3 separate regions of the Mus musculus genome follow, and regions 2 and 3 are each linked to region 1. The links are chromatin loops, found by intact Hi-C in ENCODE. Cell type or tissue: left cerebral cortex. All regions are shown on one strand. Links, peaks and the distances in the headings refer to the core of each region. The heading gives the core; the rest is flanking DNA.

Region 1 (7,788 bases), core at 1,148-6,147:
CCAGGTTGGATATTGGTGATATTTGTACCTTGGTCTGTGATATGTGTTTTTTGTTTGTTTGTTTTTTGTTTTTCGAGACAGGGTTTCTCTGTGTAGCCCTGGTTGTCCTGGAACTCACTTTGTAGACCAGGCTGGCCTCAAACTCAGAAATCCGCCGCCTCTGCCTCCTGAGTGCTGGGATTAAAGGCGTGTGCCACCACACCCAGCTAGATATGTGTTCTTATATTCCCCAAAATAGTGTCACCCAACAGTGGTGGAGGCCAGGGGTCAGAGGCGATCTGTCACCTGTATGACTGTATGAAGCCTCTCTGCTCCAGAGAAGGAAGAGAAGATCAGGCAGACACTATTTCTAAGTGACCAGAGGAAAAAATCAGAGGTCAGCTGGAAAAACCTAGAGTCAGCTAGTGTTCCCTCCCTTCCTCTCTCTCCCTCCTCCTCCTCCTCCTCCTCCTCCTCCTCCTCTTCCTCCTCCCTCTCTTTCTACCCCATGCAGACCCTTGTTAATACTGCAACCTGCTCCACTGTAAAAAGTTCCTGCCACTCATAAACACATAAAGTCATTTGTGCTTGCTTTTCTTTCTTTCTTTCTTTCTTTCTTTCTTTCTTTCCTTTCTTTCCTTTCTTTCTCTCTTTCTTTCCTTTCTTTCTTTCTTTCTTTCTTTCTTTCTTTCCTTTCTTTCTTTCTTTCTTTCTTTCTTTCTTTCTTTCCTTTCTTTCTTTCTTTCTTTCTTTCTTTCTTTCTTTCTTTCTTTCTTTCTTTCTCTTTTCGATTTTATTCTCCTCTGTATAAGTCTGATTTACCCCGGAAGCCATCAGGCTTGCTCCTGTCAAAGAAGGGCACCCACTCTTCCAGTCCCTCCATACCCTTCAAACCCAACAGAAAAATGCTGCCTCTCTCAAGTTCCATTCAGAGAAACACTCCTCTGGAGAGCTTCCTTAATCCCCAGCAGAGCCCTCTGACCATCTTCTGCTGAGGATGGGCTGAGATTCTCTCAGGAGTCTGGGATGGACCAGATCCACCTGATGAGTGATGGAGGTGGGAGTCAGGCTTCTAGAAGGAAACAATTTGAAAATGAAAGGGGTGTCATGTCCAGGACTGAAAAGACAGAAGGTAGCTTTGGAATCTTATCCTAGGCTAGTGCCTAGGTTAATAATGAAGAGAGACCAGGAACCAGGTCACAGTCAAATCCTTTACCTGGATGAAGCCTCCTGATAAACTAGGGCCGTGCACATTTTGTTACTAGTTACAGACTTCCCAGTGCTGGGTGAGGACTTGGGGGCGCAATCTCTGCAAATTCCTCAAATTTGGCTCCCTTCTGGAGACAAAATGTAGCCTGTGAAATACCGTAACTCAATACAAATGGCAGCATACAAAGAAATATCATTAAGTCCCACTTTATTAAACCCACCAAGTATTTTGGCACTGCAATAAAACACAGCCCTCCATCAGTGTCCACTGGGAACTGCTTCCAGAACCCTGCAGAATGACTCTGGATTCTCCTGCATTTGTCTATTCTTAGCTCTCTCACTACTCACATCTGTCCTAAGACCTGAAGTTGGATATAGTGGCATCGACCTGTAAACCTAGCTATGTCAGAGACGGAGAAACATGAGCTCCAGGAAACATGGTCTAGATATCAAGACCAGTCTTAGAAAAGAGGATGGGACTATAGCTCTTGCAGAGTACCTGTCCAGCACACACAATCCCAGCACTGAAGACTCCAGAATCAGTGGCTCACACCTACAATCTCAGCACATGATGGGTAGCAGAAGGATGAGTTCAAGGTCATCCTGGCCTATATAGTGAGTTTAAGGCTACCCTCAGCTACACAAGACTGTGTCAAAAGCGGGGCAATCTATATTGTATGCATACGGGTAGAAACTTTTGCCAAGTCATTAGAGTTTATTATCCCCAGCAATTGCCTTTGTCTGCTTTGATATCAAACTATACCACATTTTTTTATCCTGTTACTTGTAGAAGTTTGATATTTATAATTCCACTCTGGAAAATACCTGTTTCAGTTCCTTTTTAATACAAGTAGCCACCTTTGTTCCAGCTAGAACATTTACTCTTAGCATTTAAATTACTATGAGCTGAGGATGGTGATACAGGCTTGTGACCCAGCACTGGAAAGATGGAGACAAGATATCAAGATCATCTCTGCCACAAAGGGAGTTCAAAGCCGACCTTATCTTCTCATCTTGAAAAGATCAAGCCAGACAGGGGTTGAGGGAGTGTAAAACCATTCTACTATATGCTGTATATTTGTGCTTTGTTACAGGTATTACATGGTTTTCAACTGTGCCTACTCTATTCTACCTTATCACTTTACAAAGTACCAAGACGTGTGGTTACTGCACCGTCTCTAGTGAGTCCACCATCTGGAAACCCACAGATGTTTTCTGTTCCTTTCACTGTTTCCTGTGTGCCTGGTTATCACAGAAGTCTTTTTAAAAGAAGAAGAGAAAGGTTTTGCAGAGGTCACTGAAGGCATCGGTTTAGAAATCACCAAATGGGCTACCTTTTTATTAGCCTGTACCTTTAACTATTTCCAAACAGAGTCCAGACACAAGCTACCACCTGTGTGTACGTAAGAGCTACAAGAAGTCAATGGAGCTCAACTGTCCTTAGAATTTGCAAAGATGTGACCAGAGAAATAAACAGAGGTCGGATTATGAAGGCATCATAATCCTGAAAACAGCATCTGCGCTCTTCCTTGTAGGCATTCAGGCCAGGAGCCAGCCCTGTTAGTCACCTCTGTGCTGCCAGGACTCACAGAACAACCAATTCATGTCAGGCCTACAACAAACATTTTAAAAATATGACATCTCTCCTATGTGTGTATATTATATACATGCATGCACATGTACATACATATGCATATATACACATATACACACATATATGCATTTTTTTGAGACAGGATCTTGCACTGTAGCCTAGCATGGCCTTCTACTCTTAGGAACCCTCCCACCTCAGACCCCTGAGTGGGGTTACAGGCATACACCACAACCACTACCAGATTTTGTTATGTATCTGAATAATGGATAGTTAAGATCCTATCTAATCCATCCCTGAAACGATATCCTGTCTTAGTTGTTATATAACCCTGCAGTAAATCTGAATGGCCAACACACAAGTCCTTTTATCATCTTCTCTCTGCTCCCCCCTCCTCGACATCGCAGGATCTAGACCAGTGGTTCTCATCCTGTGGGTCTTGACCCCCTTGGGAATCACATGTGAGATATTTACATTATAATTCATAACAGTAGCAAAATTACAGTTAATGCAGTATGACAAAAATAATTTTATGGTTGGGGCAGGGGGTCACCACAACATGAAGAACTAAAGGGTTGCAGCATTGGGAGGTAGAGAGTCACTGTTTTAGACTCATCTTAATATATCCCTATGAAATAAAACACAAGCTGGCTGAGTCACACTGGAATTTATTTACTGAGTGGATTCCAGGAATGTCTGCTTCCGCATCTGCAAGGCAGCCTCAGGCTCACTGACTGACCCACCCGACATGTGGGAAGTGTGCTTCGGGAACTGGACTGTCCATCCCTGGGCCTCAGCTTCTGGACTCTCGCTCCCAAATGAGCACTCAAGTCCCGTGAATAGCATGGGAAGCCTGAGGACCCAAATGGCCTTCACAGGAGGCCTCTTCTGAGTACCTGACCCCTGTGAATCAAGGCCCACCATTGTCCTTTCCCTAACAGCAACAGACAAGGTGCAATTAGACAGAAACACCCAGGGCTTTTATATGAACCTCAAATCCTGACCCAGTGGAACCAAAACTAAAACATGTCTGACTTCCCAGCTGTGTCCCCGGTATGAAGACAGCTTATACTCTGTGCTTCCACCAGGTGGTGCTGTAGTACCAATGTCCTTGAAGAGGGGACAGAGCCTGACAATCATCTCTAAGGCCGGGTGGCACCACTGAGGGGTGGCCCTGGAGAAGGACACAGCTAGCAGTTTCTGGAGGCTTTGTCTGTAGGACGTGAGTCTCTTTCTCTGCTGGGATGAACATCTCACGGTTCTGCCTCCCAGAGCCCAGCCCTCAAGCACACTAAGGAGCAGGACCAGGTGTGGTATATATAGCCGTGGGGAGGCCATGGAGGCAAATCAGAAAGAGGTGCTCCTAGGGCGAGCAGGAAGGCCTGGACCAGCATCTCACCCCTCTGGGATGAAGGGCCGAATCAGTTCTGGGTTCAACAGTGACTCCTCAAGAGGTCGATCCACATGGAAGTCGTGGACATGGGGGGGCCCTGGGTGAGCCTTGGGTGCAGGTCCCCCTGGGCGCTGAGGAATTGGCAGCTCGGATGGATGGGCAGGCAGAGGCGCTGTGAAGAAGTACTGATGCAGAAGGGCCTGGGGGTAGCAAGAAATCCAGTCATTATGTATCCCCAAAATCATTCAACTGACTCAGCAAACCTTGCCGACGTGCCTATGTCTGGAGCACTGTCCCAACAGCTGGGAACATTTCAGTGAGCCAAAAATTCTTGCCAACAGAGGAAGGGGTGGGAGACATAAACCAGAGAAAGGGGCAAAATGCACAGTATGTCCCCGGCAACAAAGAGAGCTTGTGGTGTAGCTAGCTATTCCTTCCCAATTGAAACATTCCCTCTGGGCAGGAGGCTCCTTGAAAACACACAAGTCCCAGGAAGTACCTAATACTAAAGCCCGACTCAGGTCAGATTTGTTATCAGTGTCCTTTCTGCAGTGAACAGACACTCGTTCGTGTCTCCCAGGACAAACCATATAATAAAGCTGGGTGGAAAGGCTGAGGAGGACTAGAGAGATGCTGCAGGCTTTGAAGAGCTGGGTCCCAGGAGCACAAGCCCAAAGGAAAGCCTAGGGCTTGAGAGGAGCAAACACAGGAGGGCTAGGAACACAGCAAGAGCAGTCAGGGTGAGAAAGAGACAACACTCACACCTGCAACTGCAGGCAAGACCCACTGACAAGGGGGAGGGGCTGGACAGAGGGCAGGGGTCACTGACTTCTCTCCCGAAGCCTCCTGGAGAACACTCCATCAAAACCCCACCTCCAAGGGTTCCACCCTACGCGGGTTCTAAGCGTCTCTGGCTTGGCAGGGTCAAGGGTCAACCTTTAACCCTACCTGGGAGGCTGCAATACGCTGTCGTGGAGGGTAGAGGAGGAACTGGCCCAGCAGGTCCAAGGCCTGGGGAGAGGCATCAGGCAGCACCTCCTCCAGGGGCACTGGTGCCTGCTCCTTGAAGGAGATCTTGTTGTAGTCAGGCAGCTCTGTGATCTCCTGAGCCCAGAGGAGAAAAAAAAGGCAATGAGAGCAGCCCCGCCCACCACCCCTTATCAGGCTCTCCCACCACACCTGATCCAGCTCTCCCACCTGATCAGGTGTTCATTCTGTTCTTCATTCAGCCCAGAGTCCATCACCACCCACAATGGCTCTCTCCTTCAGCTCCCCCCACTCTCTAAGGCCTGCTCCTTGCCCAGCTTACTGAGACCAGATAAAACCTGTCCCTCCTGCAGCGCCAAGACTTTGGTCTTCATTGGTCAAGAGGGAGTGGGGCCCAAGACACCTACATAGGGAGAAGCCAGTTCCTACTGGGGAACAGAGCAAGTGTGGCCCCTCCCCAGCAACAATGGTTGCTACTAACCGGCCAGACTCGAGGACTCGGGGTACCCAGGATGCGAAGCACACAGCACAGTTGTTCAATGTCGTTTTCGCCCGGGAACAGGGGGGACCCATTCAACAGCTCTCCCATGATGCAGCCCACAGCCCTGTGGATACAGAGCTAAGCGGTGGGAGATGTCACACGTGAGTGATCAAGCTACTCACACGAGCTTTAACACCTCACATCAGGATCAAGGTCCAGAGGTTCCCAGGGCAGCCATGTATCATTCCTCCACAGATATCTAGAACAGAGTCCTGCAGCTCCAGGACTCTTAGAGCCTCATGTCTGGGCTACCCAGCTCCTCCTCGATTTGGGGGCGGGGCATAAATGCAAAATAACCCAAATCTCAGACCTCTGAACACCACAAACTATCTCCCTAGTCCCCCAAAATGCTGAACCCTCATACCTAGGGACCCAAGCTTCACTTTAGCTCACAACTATCTCATCCTCAATTCAGATGACAAAACATACTACATGCCTTGTACCCCAGACTACCTTACCCCATTCCCAGAAGCCTCTCACCTGAGACTAGCCTCCTAACCCTCCCCACACCAACTCAGAAACATCAGCGTGAAGAACACAGATCCAAAGCTGCTCAGACTACTCTCTAACCAGACAGAACATCCCCACAGCCCACATGACCCTCACCTGCCCCAAGTATCTCACCATAGGTCAACGCCCTGGTCATACTGCCGAGCGCCATACAGGAGTTCAGGAGCTCGGTACCACCTGGGGGAGGGGAAAAAGGGGTTGAGATCACAGCTGGATTGTGCTGGTCTGATAAGAAGCTACATCCCAGGCCCACAGCCCATGCCTGGACAGAAGGTGCAGACGTATCTCTTCCCCAGTGAGAGGGCTGGCAGGGATAGAGCCCCACTACCTGGTGGCCACCTGATGTGTGTAGAGGCGACCACCATCCGGAGAGAAGACCCGGGCCAGGCCAAAGTCAGCTATCTTGAGCTGGCCTGAGGCACTGATGAGCAGGTTAGCAGGCTTCAGGTCCTGTGCATACAAAAAAGAAGCATCAGTCCCCTGTACCTAGTCAGGGCTTCGGGACAGGGGGATAGGCAGCCAGGCCCCCATTTCCTTTAGAGCCATACCTCTGGCTGCTTACTTCAAGACCCTCTGACTGCACCCTCTTCAAGGACTAGCTCACCCCGGCCCAACAAAGCCCATACTGGTACTAACCCGATGCACAATGTTGTTGGCATGGCAAAACGCAACACCTTTGAGCAGCATCTGCAGGTAGCTCTTGACTTGTGCTGGGGCCAGGGGCCTCTGGGCATGGCGCACCACCTCTGCCAGGTCCGACAGCATAAATTCGAAAGCCAGCACAAAGCCCGCACCATGTGGGAACACAGCCTTCAGCTGCACCACCTGAGGACAGACATCCCATAAGCCTCCAGAGTCTAGACTGGCCTCCAGCCCTCCTTGGCTCCCACCCCGCTACCAGCAGCACCAATAGCCCAGGCCCTGACAGAAGACCTGGCTAGGCTGAAACAGGGACCAGGGAGCTCAGGGCTCATAGTGCTCTGCTATCCAGAGATAAGATGGCCTCTACTCTCCCACTAATTAGGGAAAAGATCAGGTGACTTAGTGGACAGCAGCAAGCATTCCACTGCTCAACCCATCCTATCCACATGGCACATCACCTAGAGAGGTACACTCAAGTACCAACTGTCACCCATTACCTCTAGGACCAGGAAATCCCAGCAACCTGGGAACAGAACCAGAAATCGCATCTCCCCCAGTGTTGGAACAATGAAGGCACATCAGACACCATAGTTGCCGATATCTTAAGGCCCAGGTTGCACAGGGCAGTGAGCTAGGATGCAAGGACTTGAGGAGCTTAGAAAACAGGGAATAAATGGAAGGTATAGGACTAGAAGGCGGTGGGACTGTGAGAGAGCAAAGGAAGTGTGTATACTTTATTTAGAAGGGGTTTGGTCACCGGGCAGTTGGTGGCGCATGCCTTTAATCCCAGCACTTGGGAGGCAGAGGCAGGCGGATTTCTGAGTTCAAGGCCAGCCTGGTCTACAGACTGAGTTCCAGGACAGCCAGAGCTATGCAGAGAAACCCTGTCTCAAAAAACTAAAAAAAAAAAAAAAAAAAAAAAAAAAAAAAAAAAAA
Region 2 (7,788 bases), core at 1,806-6,805, 120 kb after region 1:
ATTTTGTTGATTTTTTTTTTTTAGTTGAGTGATAAGCAGTCTGCTTGTCTGGGGTTTCTATACTTTTGGTGAAGTAATTTGTCTAGAAGTACTTCTTTCTCAGGCTCATAGCACTTTCTTATAGCCAACCACAGCTTCTTTAAAAATACAAATTTCAGCTGGGTGTGGTGACGCAAACCTTCAATTCCAGCACTTAGAAGGCAGAGGCAAGTGGATCTCTCTGAGTTTGCGGCCAGCCTGATCTACAAATTGAGTCCAGGACAGCCAGGTCTCTGTTACACAAAGAGACCCTTTCTCAAAAAACCAAACCAAACCAAATCCCTGTACCTAGAGGGAACCGAATGGCCATTAGCACTAACATGGATATTCTGGGTTGGACAGGAACTAAAATGTTTATGATTGTTTTGGATCCAAGCACCCAAGTAACATGTCCAGCCTTTGCAGAGGTAGTGAGCGCCTAGATTTGGATTGTGGGGATTGGGCAGGGTTTCCTGGGGAACACGGAAGCATTCAGATGAATGCTTTAGGCCAATGCAAGATAGTGTGGCTTTCACATACGAATGTAGTGTAAGAATTTATATGCGAGCTGACAAGATGGCTTTGCCGGTGAAGGCCTACTATGCAAACTCAACGACTGAGTAAAATGCCCAATTGCCAGATGGTGGAAGGAGACAAAGACTCCCCCCAGTTGTCATCTTGACCTTCACACATGCACTGTGACAGGGGCATACATATCCATACCTATGCAAAAAAGTAAACAAATATGTAACCTTACACATTACAATGTAAAGTCCTCCCTGCCTGCTTAACATTAGATTGGTCTCAGTGGGTCAGAGAGGGAACAGAGAAGAAATGGTTTCTCTCTGTCTTACATTCCCTTGGCTCCAAGCCTGAGGGTCTAAAGCAGTGCTTCTCACCCTTCCTAATGTTGCCACCCTTTAGTACAGTTCCCCATCTGTGGTGACCCCCAACCATAAAACTTTTTTCATTGCTACTTCATAACTAATTTTGCTACCGTTTTGAATTGTACTATAAATGTCTATGTTCTTCAGTGATCTTAGGTGACCCCTGTGAAAGGGTCATTTTGCCCCCAAAGGGTTACTTCCCACAAGTTGATAATTGCTGGTCTAAATGTACTTAGAGACTAGAGCAAAGCCAGAGGCCGGCCTTCCGGAAGCTTGCTCAGCCATCTGGCAAGGTGCCTCCTCCACTTGGCTGCTCCCCACACCACAGGGTGTTAATGAACCCTCAACTGGAAGAAGATTTCTCTTGAGAAGTGAGCCAAGTGGAAACCACTCTTTTAACCTGTTGAAAGCTACACAGGGATTAGGGAAATGGCTCAGTGGGCTAAAGCACTTGCCAGTTCAGCCCTTGAGACTCTCCTGAAGAAGGACAGCAACCCTCCATGTGAATGACATGGTACATACTCTGACCCTCTGCACAAAGTGATTAATTAATTTAAAAAATTATCCTTGGGACTAGAGCGATGGCTCAGCGGTGAAGAGCACTTGTTCTTGAAAAGAGCTAGAATTCAACTTCTAGCTCTCACATGGTGGCTCACAACTCCATAACTCCAGTTCCAGAGCATATGATACCCGCGTTTGACCTCCAAGGGCACCAGCCATGCATGTAGCGCACAGACATACACACACAGGCAAAAACAAACAAACAAACAAACAAACAAACAAAACCTTATACACAAATAAATCTTGAACCAGGCATAATGGTGCATGTTTTTAATCCCAGCATGAAGGCAGATGGATGTCTGAGTTCAAAGCCAGCCTGGTCTACATAGCAAGTAGACAAGGATGGCCAGTACTACAAAGAGAGACTCTATCTCAAAACAAAACAAAACAAACAAAACAAAAAACAAACAAACAAAACAGTTGGGGGCTGGAGAGATGGCTCAGAGGTTAAGAGCACTGACTGCTCTTCCAGAGGTCCTGAGTTCAATTCCCAGAAACCACATGGTGGCTCACAACCATCTATAATGGGATCTGACACGGTCTTCTGGTGTATCTGATGACATCTATGGTGTACTCATATAAATAATAAACCTTAAAAAATCAAATATTAAAAAGTTTAAAGCTATGCAGATTCTGTTTTTATTTTGGTTTGGTGGCTGGAGATGATAGCATTTTTGTGTATAGTCCCAATCTGCCTTGAACTTTCTGGCCTATAATTCAGGAAGGATCCTCCTGCTTTCAAGTGTTGGGATTACAGATATGCACCACCACACCTGGTCTTATGTAATACCACTTTATCAATTGAGCTGTATCTCCAGCCCCTAGAGAATATATTTTTTTAAAAAAAGAATTATTTAGCCGGATGTGGTGGCGCATGCCTTTAATCCCAGCACTCGGGAGGCAGAGGCAGGCGGATTTCTGAGTTCGAGGCCAGCCTGGTCTACAAAGTGAGTTCCAGGACAGCCAGGGCTATACAGAGAAACCCTGTCTCGAAAAACCAAATTAAAAAAAAAAAAGAATTATTTTATATAAAAAAGTACACTGTAGCTGGCTTCATACACACATCAGATCCAATTACAGATAGTTGTGAGCCACCAAGTGGTTGCTGGGAATTGAACTCAGGACCTCTGGAAGAGCAGTCAATGTGCTCTTAACCACTGAGGCATCTCTCAGCCCTGAGAATATATTCTTTATAAAATTTTCTTTCAGGAGTTTGGGAGATAGTTCAGTTGATAAAGAGCTTGCCATACTAGCATGAAGACTCGAGTTTAATCCCTAGAACCTTCCTAAGAAGATAGGTACATATAATCTCAGTGCTTGGGGCTTGCTAGCTGGCCAATGTAGCCTTCCTGGTGAGTTCCAGATCTCAGAAAGAGAGAGAGAGAGAGAAACCTTGTTTCGAAAAACAAGGTAGATCACTCCTGGGAAATAACACCCAGGATTGACTTCACATGTGCACACACATAGCAAATAAAGTAAAACATGGATATCAAGTCTGTTCTGTAGATCACTTTGTCCCTTGTGATTCATTGTCCCAACACAATCTCTAACCTCGATTCCTAAGTGGAAAGGGTGGAATGTGGTATTGGTTTGTCTTGCCATTTGTTTAACAAGAGCCCAGTGATGCCCATTATGTACCAACTTGTATTTTAGGTGCAGTGGAAGGCAGAGCAGTGACTGAAATAGATCCCCTCAGAAAGGTGTCATATTTTACCGGAGACAGAAATGGTAAGAGCTGAAGAGATGGCTCAGTGGTAAAGAGCACTGACTGACTCTTCCAGAGGTCCTGAGTTCAATTCCTAGCAACCACATGGTGGCTCACAACCATTTGTAATGGGATTGGATACCCTCTTCTGGTGTGTCTGAAGATAGCTAGAGTGTACTCATATAAATAAAATGAATATTTAAAAAATTTTTAAAAAGTGAAATGCAGTTGGGCAGTGGTGGCACACGCCTTTAATCCCAGTACTTGGGAGGCAGAGGCAGGTGAATTTCTGAGTTGGAGGCGAGCCTGGTCTACAGGGTGAGTTCCAGGACAGCCAGGGCTATACAGAGAAACCCTGTCTAGAAAAAAGAGAGAGAGAGAGAGAAAGAAAGAAAGAAAGAAAGAAAGAAAGAAAGAAAGAAAGAAAGAAAGAAAGAAAGAAAGAAAGAAAGAAAGAAAGAAAGAAAGAAAGAAAGAAAGAAAGAAAGGAAGAAAGAAAGAAGGAAGAAAGGAAGAAGAAAGAAAGAAAGAAAGGAAGGAAGAAAGAAAGAAATGCATTAGTAAATTATACAGTTATTCACTGAGGAATAACTGAACCAAGACTTAAGGAGAATGACATCAGCACCTGGTCAGTACCTTCCCAGAAGAGAGGCCATGTGTCAAAGGCTCTGAGGAGGAGCAAGCAGGTGAAATTAGGCAAGTGCAGGATTTCAGTATGGTCAGAGGTCAGCTTCAAGGAAAACAGGAAATGATGTCAGGGGTGACAAGACTAGAGTCCATAAATTCTAGGGATCTCTGGCCTATCTGGATACCAGAAATGTAGAAAGGAACTCGTTTGAATGGGTGCAAAGCAGTAGAGGAGCTACCCTGGTCCCACCAAAATGTAACCAAACAAATAAATGTGCGGTTATAAGTTTTCCACTTATATGTAAACAGTGCCCTCTAGTGGCCTTATCTCTAGTAACACCAACAAAGTTCTCTGTAAAACATTCTATTCTCACACACATGTGTAAAGGTCAGAGGACAACTTCTGGAAGTTGGTTTTCTCCTCCCATTTGGGTCTTTATCAGCTCAGACATCTCGCCAGCCTCTTTGTAAAATATTGCACCTGGCAGTTGTGTGTAAAAAGCTGGTTCTTCATACCATGTTGACTGCTATCTTTTCATTAAGTGAGCCACTCTGGTATGTGAAACAGAACAAGAATTCTTGCAAAAGTACAGTTTTTTATGCCCTCCTTTGTTTGGAGTAATGACACAGAGACGTGGCATATTTAGGAAAATCTTCAGGCACTAACTTGGGCAGATTTCAAGCTATTCTAACCTGACTATGCTGGCCTGACCTACTTCTGAGCCACATAGCCTGTTACCTGCCATCTTACTCCAATTCTCTGTCTTCATTCATGTCCTGATAGAACTCTCCACCTTCTACCTGAGACCCCCTCTCTCTCTTTGTCCAGGCACAGAAATCCCACCTTATCCTCTCTCTCTCCTTCCCAGCTATAGGCTAGTCAGCTCTTTATTTAACCAATCAGGAGTTGATAGAGAACAATGTTTTACAAAATACTGAGTCATTCCAAAGTCTAGACTGCAGTCAGATCTCTGGGTACAGAAATCAGCACATGAATACACAGTGCACATGAGTACAATGCACATGAATCACAGTGCACATGAATCAAGTGCACATGAATACACAGTGCATGAAAACACCCCCAACAAATTCTGATCCATCACATTTTCCACCATGCTGGATTAATTCACATAAACCCATATAATATTTTATCTGACTTCTGAACAGTAAGTTGTGATTTTGTTTTGTCCTAACATGTCAGCTATCTTTGGGAAGACTTCATGATTTGGGGTTATAGAGAACAACACACAGGTCAATGTCTCCTTCAGAGTTAGTGCAACAAGGACAGCACCCAGAGTCCAGACAGTTTCTACTATTACTGTGTTCTTTTCCACCCGAACCCTAGTTCCAGAATAACAGCTCAGATGATTATCATTTATTTTTAAATGCCTAGGCCTTAAGCTCATAGCTCAGTTATCCAGTTTATATTATCCTATGTCTGTCACCTGGCTCGTTACCTCTCCTCAGCTTTATACGTCTGACTTCCTCCGAGTCCACGTAGTGAATCTCTTACACTTAACTCTTCCCCAGAGTTCCTCTCTCTCTGTCAGATGTCCCATCTTCTAATCATGCCTCAGCTTTTTATTGACAAGTGATACTTCCACAGAGTACATGAGATTATCCCTACATTCTACAGTTAAAGTGCTTTGTTTATTAGAAAGAAACTGGGTCAGGACATAGCTCTGCTTACCTACTGCCAAGCCTGACAACCTGGATGCAATCTCTTGTGCCCCACGTGATGGAAGGACAGAACTGACTCCCACAAGTTGTCCTCTGATCTCTACACAGGTAGTGTCACAATGTGCCCACATGCGCACATACAGTAAGTACAATACAAATTCTTAGACAGAGGAATACAGAGCTGACTGAAGTAAAAATGCAAAATTTGTTACCGAGATCAAAGGTTGACTCAAATAGAACCCACCTACAGGATAGAAGCCTTAACTGTGTTAGGAATTCTTTCTTGTATGCACTCTTTGTGCGTGCTTTATTTGTTTCTGTGGTCTCCTTTGAAGAAACAGGCATAGAAGGGACTTACTGCTCTGCCTACAATGACTGGTCCTGATTACTGAGGAGAACAGGGGACTAAGGAAGTGTCTGGAAAACAGGCTGTCCCATAGAATGTTTAAAGACAATGGAAATGAGTTTGGTCACTGTATCGGGTAAAGACCCACAACCAGCTGAAGTGGCTTCTCTGGGAAAAGGGAATACAGAATGGGAAATGTAAGGCGGTGATTACAAATGCCAGGTGCTGGGCCTGGGAGATGGCACTGTAGATAAATGCACTTGCCATGAGTTCAATATTTGGGATCCACACGATGGAAGCAGAGAGCCAACTTCCAAAAGTCCTTCGACTTCCACACACAAGAGGAACTTGTATATACCCACAAAGAGACAACACACACACACACAAAATAAATAAAATGTAATTTAAGTTTTATTTGTTATTTTTTTTTTTTTTGAGACAGGGTTTCTCTGTGTAGTCCTGGCTGTCCTAGACCTGTCTTGTAGACCAGGCTGGCTTCGAATTCAGCCATCTGCCTGCTTCTGCCTCCCAAGTGCTGGAATTAAAGCGTGCACCACCACAGCCTCAGCTATTAATCTAAAAATTTTAATGAACTGTTATTTTTAATTTCTTCCTCCCCACCCACTCCTCCTCTGTCTCTCTCTCTCCATTCCTCTGTCACTCTTTCTGTGTGAGTGCAGATGCCTGCAGAATCCCCAAGAAAGTGTCAAGAGTTACAGGCAGTTATGAACATTTGATGTGGGAACTGAGAATCTAACTTGGGTCCTCTTTCAGAGCAGTAGGCACTCTGAACAGTGCCTACTGTGGGTGCCAGAGTATCAGATACCCTGAGACTAGAGTTGTGAGCTGCTATGTGGATGCTGGAAACTGAACCCCCTGGTTCTCTACCAGATAAGCCAGGGCTGTTAACCCCTGATCTATCTTTCCAGTCCTTCTTCAGCATTTCCTGTGTTACGACTGTAAAGAATATGATTTTTATTGGAAAGTGTTGTAGGCAGTAGAAAGAGGGAGTGCCTCAGCCGCACCTCCCATAGCACTGTCCCCTCCCTTGGTATTCAAACTGGAAGAACGGTTTGGAGTGTTTTCCTTCTGTAGCTCCGTAGCGTCCCTTGTGGCCACGCCTCCGAAGGGTCGGCCCCGCGTGGCCCCGCCTCCAGTCCCCTCCTCACCCTCGTGACCCCGCCTTTCCAGTCTCAGCCCCGCCCCTCCCCCTTAACCCCGCCCCCCGCGGTCGGTGGCTGACCTGAGCGGTCGCCCTCCTCCGCGATGGCCGCGCCGGTGACGCGGCAGGTCAGCGGCTGCGCAGGCCGGGTCCCGAGCCCGGCTGGCTCGGTCACAGAGCGCGGGCAGCCGCTAGCGGCCGCCGTAGCGGAGCTGCCCGTGCTGGACGCGTCTGGGAGACGGGTGACGTTCGGAGCGCTGTTCCGAGAGCGGCGAGCCGTGGTGGTGTTTGTGAGGGTGAGCACGGGTAGGGCGGGAGGGGAAGTGCCTCTCGTTGGCCGCCCAGATCCTGGGCCGCGGCGGGTGCAGCACCTCGCCTGGAACCGACCGCCCGGACCTTCTGGAACCTGGCTGCTACCTTGTTGACGTGCTCTTCTGCATGGTTGCCTTTCAGCATTTCTTGTGTTACGTCTGTAAAGAATATGTCGAAGATCTGGCCAAAATCCCCAAGAGCGTCCTCCGAGTAAGTTTCCCGAGTGAGCAACAGCGGCCGATGCAGTGGGGGTGAGCTGTGGGTGGGTGGCCCCTCCTTCATCCTCTGGGGCTGCTGAGACCCACGGGGGTCTATTTCTGTCCTAATGCGCTCTTTTGCGCCCTCTTGGGATCGGACTACCATAATTTTACCTGGTAAAAATGCCTGTGTCAAAATGTTGCGTAAGAACGCAAAAAATCAAAACACAGACAGCAACTGTGTTTACAACCCAAATAGTAATCCATTATAGGAAAATGTAACGTATATTAAA
Region 3 (7,788 bases), core at 1,806-6,805, 260 kb after region 1:
ACTGCTCTACATGAGCGGTTCTCCACGTGTCCTGAAATACTCAAGGACTTTTCTCGTCTTGTTTTTCAAGACTCACTCTGTAGACCAGGCTGGCCTTGAACTCGGGATCTGCCTGCCACTGCCTCCCAAGTGCTAGGTTTAAAGGCGTGCGCCACCACGCCCAGCAGTTCTATTTTCTAACTTACTTTACTTTGTACTTCTGTGCTGGGATTGTTAGAATCTATGTACACATTTTAAACATTATCCCTTACAAAAGTCTCTATCTGGGGAAAGGGCCTGACCTCATGGGAACTCCACAGAGCAAAAAAGTGCAATGACTTCACACGACACGGGAAAAGCAACATCTATTGTTCTTAGAGTCTGACTCTTCTCGCGGCAAGGAAAGTCTCTTCATAGTGCTGCTCTGCTGCAGGGGAGTGGCTGTTAGGCCAGGGCGGGGAAGTCCTCAGGGTCATCCGGGTTGGGAGCAACATCTTGGGTCTAAAAAAAAAAAAGAGAGAGAGAGAGGTCTTTATTCTTTACTTCTGTGCATTGGTGTTTTGTCTCGAGTGTACATCTGTGTGAAGGTGTTGGAACCTCTGGAACTAGAGTTACAGACAGTACACTGGTGTACATACTCATAAACCTAAAAAAGTAACTGTTTATTACATGCGAGGTACCCACCAAGGTAAGCAAAGGATGAAGTCACACAGCTTCTCACGGAGAGCTAGTGTTTTAGGTAAAGACATGAAGTGGGGAATTTAAGTCATAGAAGTCCAGTGTTAAGCAAGGTTTTTCTGGAAAGAGCTCTCTCTGCCATGAGCCTCAGCGTGACAGGCAGATGTGACACCCGTGGCCCGCCTGAGAGAATTGTGATTATGTCAGTAAAGTGACACTGTTCAAAATTGCTCCAGATCAGACTCTAGGAGGCAACCACAAAATCAGACCACTGTAGCCCAAAGCAGTTGCCCTCTCCTTCAGCAAGCCGTCAGGGATTTACAATACAGCCACTTACCACCACTTCTGCACGGGGGCCATAGTTCTCTGTTCTTCTCATTCTCCCTCGGCCTCCCCGGGTGCTGCCTCTGGCTCCCCGACCAGGGCGAGGGAGGTTACCAAAGTTAATCTCCAGCTGGGATGTGATGTCATTGGCAGCTTTCCGGAAGACGTGAGACTCATCCTCATAGTCCTCCTTCACCATCTGAAAGAGTTATAGGGTCAGACGGGCACAGGCGCAGCCATCTCCACAGATGCACATTTTTAATGTGCTGCCCTGGTGGTCTGTGTGACCCTGTGGACTAGGAAGACCCTGGATGTGTCCCAGCCCTGAACACTAAGACACTGTCTAACACAAGCAAAACAATACTTCAGACTGGCATGAAACTTTGGCGATCTTGCACTCAGGGTCCCAAGCACCGGGAATATATGCATCAGATCCTAGTTAGTCTATTCAGGTAGAAGTAAGTCCTGCTGGATGCGGTGGCTCGCGCCTTTAGTCCCAACATTTAGGAGACTGAGGTAGGTGAATCTCTGAGTTTATGAGTCCAGCTTGGTCTACAGAGTGAGTTCCAGGACAAGCAGGACTATACAGAGATACCCCGTCTTGAAAAAACAAAACCACAAAAGATTTGGCTCATGCTTTTTAAGAACAATCCCTGGCTAAATTCTGCAATGACCAGAAGATTAACATAAAGACATTCACTTTATTGAAACCAAACTAATGAAGCTCGGTGACTCAGCTAACTTGGTTACCTCAAATATTCCAATAGATCTCTGGAGCCAGGAAGATGGATCTGATGTGGTTTGAGGAACTGGCTTCTATTTTTACCTGTTTCCCAGCCTGATGGCACAGTGGTTTCACAGGAAGCTTTATCCTGTCTCTGGTGGAACATCCCAAAACGTGTTAGTAATGTGTCTTAGACTTTGAACTGACCAAATAGAGGACAGTGAGTATGCTGTGTCACCAGTCATGACTGACCAAAGTGCACCTGGAAACTGCCATGATGTGGATCTCAAAGGACCCATAGTGATGGTCTTGGCGGGTGGTGCAATCGTAAAGAGGTGAGGCATGATAGAGGCTGTGTTCTGGATAGAGACACTTGGACACGTGGCTGGTTTTGGGCCACAGTCTGGCAAGCAAATAAGGTTTTCTGCCATCTGTTTGCATTTTTGATGTGACAGGCCCAAAGCCACTGGGCCACACAACCTGAGGCTGAACCAAAGCTTTTCTCACTATAAATGACCTCAGGCATTTTTCAACAGTGCTAGAAATCTAACAAACTTCTGACTGCAAGTCAGGGAGTAATATCCAGCAGGGAAGACGACTGTTCATCACAGCCATCTGCATGGTTTCATGCTGTGACTGACAACAGGAATTCTTACATTCTACACCCGGGTGCTTCAGAGTTCCTTTAACTTCAGCAACAAACAAACAAATGCAATTAAATGACTGATGCTTTTCCCTGGAATATCTCGGTTCAGGCATCTGGTAAAAAGTCTGATGTTGGTCTCTGGAAACAGAACCACGTTGGTAACGTGCTTGCATAGGGACTTGAGTTTATATGCCCAACACTCAATCAAAAAGCTGACTGTGGCAGGGCACATCTATAGCTGCAGCACCAGGGAGGCAAAGACAGTCTTCTTGGAGCTCACTAGCCAGTCTAGTTGCATTGGTGAGGCCCAGGTTCACTGAGATCTTGTCTCGGAAAATAAAAGTGGAGAGTGACAGGCACACGTGTACACACACAGGGATAGAGCTGTATAGAAACCATGCAGAACAATAAGGTCTGCACAACACTGAAGTCCTTAATAATGCCTTCAGGACAGCTGGTTGTGGAATGGTGTCTGACCGTGCTATCAGCAGGCCAGGGGCTTCTCTTTTGTTTCTAGAGCTGGGCAGAGGAAGCAGGGCTATTAAAATACTGTACAAAGGGATCACAGAACTTATGTTCCCAGCTATTGCTTCAACTGATCAACTGACCCATTGGAAGATAAGCACTCATGGTGGTGCACAGCTCAGGGTGCTGAAGCAGGAGGATAGTTTTAATACCAGACCAGGTGACACACTAAAGTCTAAAACCAAAGGACCTGAGAGGATTGCATTCTGATCATCAAAAGGCAGAGCCAGTAATGTTCAAAACATCTCCTCTGTGCCTCTTTCACTGAGAGACCAGACTTTCAAGGCTTCCAGAGAATGTGTAGTACCTGACTGTGCACATGCCAAGTTCTAGTCCTTTCCATCATCCTTGATGAAGCTTGAACAGAAACAAGAATGCCAAGCGGCAGGCCAGCAAGATGGCTAAGTGGGCACCAAGTCTCTATTCCTGACAACCACAGGTTTGACATGTACTCCTCAAATACAAAATAAATGTTTTGGTGGTGGGGAGAGGAGAACAAGAATGCCAAATAGCAAGGTCCTATTTCCACACCCACTGAGACTGGGCTATTATGTGCCTCATGAGGTCAACAGTACAGATTCCCCTGAGACAAGCTTACATCGTCTCTGTATCTGGACTTGTGAATCACCACTGCCTTGGAAGGAACTGTGGACTCTGGCTTCCGAATATTGAACTCAGGCTTTGGTCTGGTTTGTTCTTGAAGGTTTTTCCACTCATCTAAGGTCATCTCTTGGACTTGGTTTTCCTCTTCTACCTCCAACTCAGGAACTCTGAAAAGATACATAATCATAAGAAAGACATTTTTTTTGGGGGGGGCTGGTGGGACCAAATGTCTACTTCAGAAAAGCAAGTTATACTTTTGTGGGACTGTATTGGAAATGTAAATAAGGTTAAAGGTGACCCCAAGCCCTCGGGGTCACGTCTTGTGAGTTCTCTCTACCATCCTATGCCTTCTGCCAACTGCAGGAACAGTCTGTGCTTCACAACAGTCTGGAAATGATGTCATCAGTCATCTCTATCACACTGCACCACCATGGACCCTTCCTGAAGGCAGATGGGCAGTATGAGAACTGTGGGAGAAAATAAGAGATGCTGTGGACACAAGGTAATTGGGAACCACCGACAGAAGTCTTAAAGGAATGGGTCACAGTGCCCACTTTTATAAATCTCTTTAGTTGGTTCTAAAAGGAAAAAAAAATGGTATTTCAGACTTTCTCCAGGCCCATGCCCCAAGCCTCTTCCTTATCACGCCTTTTTTTTTTCTACATTTGTCTGATAACTTCATCATGAGAACCTGTTGAAACGGTTTTCATGTTTTCCCCTCTTCTCTGACTCATGGTTTTAAGTGAGGTTTAGTGATTTATTTTATTTTATGTACACTGGTGATTTGACTGCATGTCTGTCTGTATAAGGGTGTTGGATCTCCTGGAACTGGAGTTACAGACAGTTGTGAGCTGCCATGTTGGTGCTGGGAATTGAACTGGGGTCCTCTGGAAGAGCAGCCAGTGTTAACCACTGAGCCAACTCTCTAGCCCTCTGAAGTGAAGTTTTAATTGTAGACTTTTTTTATATATTGAGAGAGAGTGCTAAGAGTGGAGCTCAGGGACTCCCATGTGCTAAGCAAGTGTTCTAGCCCCATCCTAGCTAACAATTCGAAATGTTTAAAGCAGGCTGGAGAGATGGCTCAGAGGAGGAATTAGGAAGACCTTAGTCCAAATCCCCAGCATCTTGTGCCCTCTTCTGGCTTCTTCAGGTATTGCATGCATGAGGCAAGATAACACAAGTTAAAAGCTTTTCAAATGTCCACTCTGTTAATCATCAGAGAAATGTGGCGCAACCCACGAGGAGTTACACCATTCCATATCCAATGGTCAGCTAGTATCAAAAGGTCAGTCAGGGTATGGAGAGATGGTTCATCAGTTAAGAGCACTTGCTGTTCTTGCTGAAGACTTTGGGTTTGGGTCTTAGCATCCACTTGGTGGCTCACAAGCAGCTGTAGATTTGGTTCAAAGGAATCTACTGCTCTTTTCTGGTGCCACAGGTACCAGGCATTCATGTGGTGCACACACACACACACACAGAGAGACAAAACATTCATACATGTAATTTTTAAAGAAAGAAAAGGGGAGTGTCTTTAAAGGCAATTAACAAGTTTTGACAAAGATTTTTTTTTTTTTTTTTTGGCTGGTGGGACCAAGTGTCTACTTCAGAAAAGAAAGTTATACTTTTGTGGGACTGTATTGGGGATGTGATTATCAACGTAGAAAACAGTCTGGGGGGCCGGAGAGATGGCTCAGTGGTTAAGAGCACTGACTGCTCTTCCAGAGGGCCTAAATTCAATTCCCAGCAAGCACATGGTGGCTCACAACCATCTGTATTGGGATGTGGTGCCCTCTTCTGGTATGCAAGTGTACATGCAGACAGAGCACTCATACATAGAAAAAGGAAGGGAAAGGGGAAGGGGAAGGGGAAGGGGAAGGGGAAGGGGAAGGGGAAGGGACGGAACAGTCTGGTCTTCAATTTTTTTTACAGAGTCGGGTGTCATGGCTCACATCTTTAATCTCAGACCTAGGCAGGCAGAGACAAGTGGATCTCTATGAGTTTGGTGCCATCCTGGTCTACACATCAGGCTCCAGGACAGCTGGGACTGACTACACAGCAAGTTCCAAGACATAGAGATCTTGTCTCAAATTTTTTTTTTCTGGGGACAAGAGAGATGGCTTAGTGGTTAAGAACACTGGCTGCTCTTCCAGAGGATCTGGGTTCAATTCCCAGCAACCACATGGCAGCTCACAGCTGTCTGCAACTCTAGTTCCAGGGGATCCAACACCCTTATACAGACATACATGCAGTCAAATCACCAATGTGCATAAGACTAAAATTTTAAAAATTATTAAATTTTCTGAGAGTTCATATATGATCCAGGAATTTCATACCTGAGAGAAATGAGAACGCGCATCCCTATCAAACACATACATGAATGTTTACAGTGGCTGTTATGTACAGCAGCCTCAAACTGGAAACTATTAGCATGTCTGTCACCTGACAAGTAGATAAACAAAACAGGGATTTTAAAATATAGGCCATAACATGACAGAAATTTAGACATATGGCAAGTGAAATAAGCTAACGTGTCTTCTCTTTTCTGTGTAAGATTCCGTTTATATGATCGGAAGAGGCAAGCTCAAAGACAAAACAGGGCAGTGTAGCAGGTGCCCTCAAACATCAGAACACTGATGAGGAACAATTCAGCTGCTGTCAGAACACAGGGAAGGATGGGTGTGACACACCAGTAAATTGGCTAAGTTGGAAGAATAAGCATGCATTTCAGGTTGTTCACTAAAACACTGGCTTACAGGACTTTAAGCTCTTCCATCAAGTTCTAAGCCTGGGAGGTGAAGGTCCACTGTGGCGGAATGGGGAAAGCCCCAGTGTCAACTCAATCAGCCAGAGCTGGGGTGGCAGGTCATCGATCGTATCAAGAAACGGAATTCTTAAACCATCAACAATGACACAGCTGCTGGGAGATTAGTGTGATTTTAAAGTCTGACAGAGCCACAGAAACAAGAATTCTCCCTGAAGAGTCCTACATAACTCGCTTTCCCAGCTCATAGAAATGAGTGTGTCTGTGACTTTAGTTAACGCAGTCTAAATAGGCACGTTAACTGTGAATCCTATTTTAAAAACACATTCTTAGTTGTTTTGAGCAGTAAATTCACAGCTGTCACAACCGTCAGTCACTGTCACTCGTGTAAGAGATGTAGGGGGCCCCTCCCTCTCTCCTATTTGTAGATAGGAGCATAGCTGAGCATAAAACACAGCCCTCACAACTCCAGTTGATTATTCCTATTAACAAATGAGGGCAGATTAAATAACTGGATCAAACTGGCTCAGTCTGCTCTGGCAGCTGAAGGGGGAGAAAGGGAGAATCAGCAGCAGGGTGAAGGGCAAGAATTCAGCAAACAGGGAAGGGGGGGGGAGGATAAGGTGTGTTCAGAAACGTGAAGTAGGGAGCCACAAAATGAGTCCTGAGAAGGCACGAGAGTGGTCAAACATGAGGCACTGGAGGGGTCTGAAGGGGTCGGAGAATGTGACACTCAGAACGCCCACATGACAGCCACTCTGGTGCAGAGAGAGGCTCGGGAGCTGCAGTGACAGCTGGACGTCAGAAGTTTAGGCTGTGCCGGTGACAGGGATGATTAGGGACACAATGAAGGCCTGAATTGGGGGTAGGAGAGGACTGAAAACTGGACTTCCAAGGGAGACTTAGAGGTTTCTGCTTGGGGAAGCTGATGAGTGTTGATGCTGGTCCGGAGCACAGACACCTGCTGAGGCCCAGGGGGTTGTGGGGAAGCAGGCAAGCAGCTCAGTCATGCTGAGCATGAGGTATCAGTGGCGAAGCAGGCGTAGGTGTGCAGGAGACAGACACACAGACCTCGGACCTCGGACTCGGGTTGAAGGATGAAGGCAAAGATCTGTATTTTGGTGTCAAAACACACATATGACAATTCGAGAGCAGGGTACATAAGATCACATAAAGACGGAGAAAGAGAACAGGCCTGAGGCAAAACTCTAATGAGTTTCGAAGGAGATGCTCAAGGCAGAGGGAACCCAGAGCGCAGTTAGCCAGAGAGCTGAGCTTAAGTCAACACAGATTTAGGTTGAAGTGGCCGCTAGGCCTGGTGAGGTGAGGGGGGAGTATTCAGAGGGTGATGACGACACAAAGCAGGCCTGGAGTTATAGAAACAAGTGATGGAGGAATGAACACAGCTCCGTGTAGGGCTAAGGGGAGACTTTAACATGAGACTGCATACACTTCAACTGTCCAGAAGACCAGAGCTGGGGAAAAAGACATGTACAAACTGAGGGTTGAGAAGGTCAGTGGGAATGACCCAAAACTGGAAGAGGTGGG

The links. Hi-C counts contacts between places; a loop is a spot of excess contacts. Peaks named below come from ENCODE experiments on the same cell type or tissue, not always from the same donor. Only the 100,000 strongest peaks of a DNase experiment are listed, where the experiment ranks them.
Region 2: it touches region 1 in a loop (9-fold over the local background); 37 of 42 quality-filtered maps call a loop at or near these places.
Region 3: a loop joins it to region 1, with 2.6 times the contacts of the local background. A loop is called at or near these places in 9 of 42 quality-filtered maps.

What each region holds. Positions count from the first base shown.
Region 1 is chr13:64,435,365-64,443,152 of GRCm38, reverse strand. Cdk20 (cyclin-dependent kinase 20) reads right to left here. Exons shown (of 8, transcript NM_053180.2): 3 at 6,847-7,035; 4 at 6,539-6,660; 5 at 6,325-6,387; 6 at 5,641-5,764; 7 at 5,121-5,276; 8 at 3,432-4,372. The coding sequence ends at 4,175. Among named protein-coding and RNA genes, the nearest start is that of Cdk20, 6.7 kb to the right of the region's middle. In left cerebral cortex, for the core only: a CTCF peak has its summit at 3,858 (motif pointing right); a DNase peak (open chromatin) is centred at 3,883; H3K27ac peaks cover 227 bases.
Region 2 is chr13:64,311,987-64,319,774 of GRCm38, reverse strand. Gm31128 (a long non-coding RNA gene) reads left to right here. Exons shown (of 3, transcript XR_382570.2): 3 at 3,120-3,225. Prxl2c (peroxiredoxin like 2C) reads left to right here and starts at 7,065. Exons shown (of 6, transcript NM_025370.3): 1 at 7,065-7,282; 2 at 7,440-7,508. The coding sequence starts at 7,091. In left cerebral cortex, for the core only: a CTCF peak has its summit at 4,112 (motif pointing left); DNase peaks (open chromatin) are centred at 4,108 and 5,548; H3K4me3 peaks cover 384 bases; H3K27ac peaks cover 271 bases.
Region 3 is chr13:64,177,965-64,185,752 of GRCm38, reverse strand. Habp4 (hyaluronic acid binding protein 4) reads right to left here. Exons shown (of 8, transcript NM_019986.3): 6 at 3,475-3,646; 7 at 995-1,180; 8 at 1-480. The coding sequence ends at 424. Among named protein-coding and RNA genes, the nearest start is that of Habp4, 20 kb to the right of the region's middle. In left cerebral cortex, for the core only: CTCF peaks have their summits at 4,619 (motif pointing left) and 5,268 (motif pointing left); a DNase peak (open chromatin) is centred at 4,617.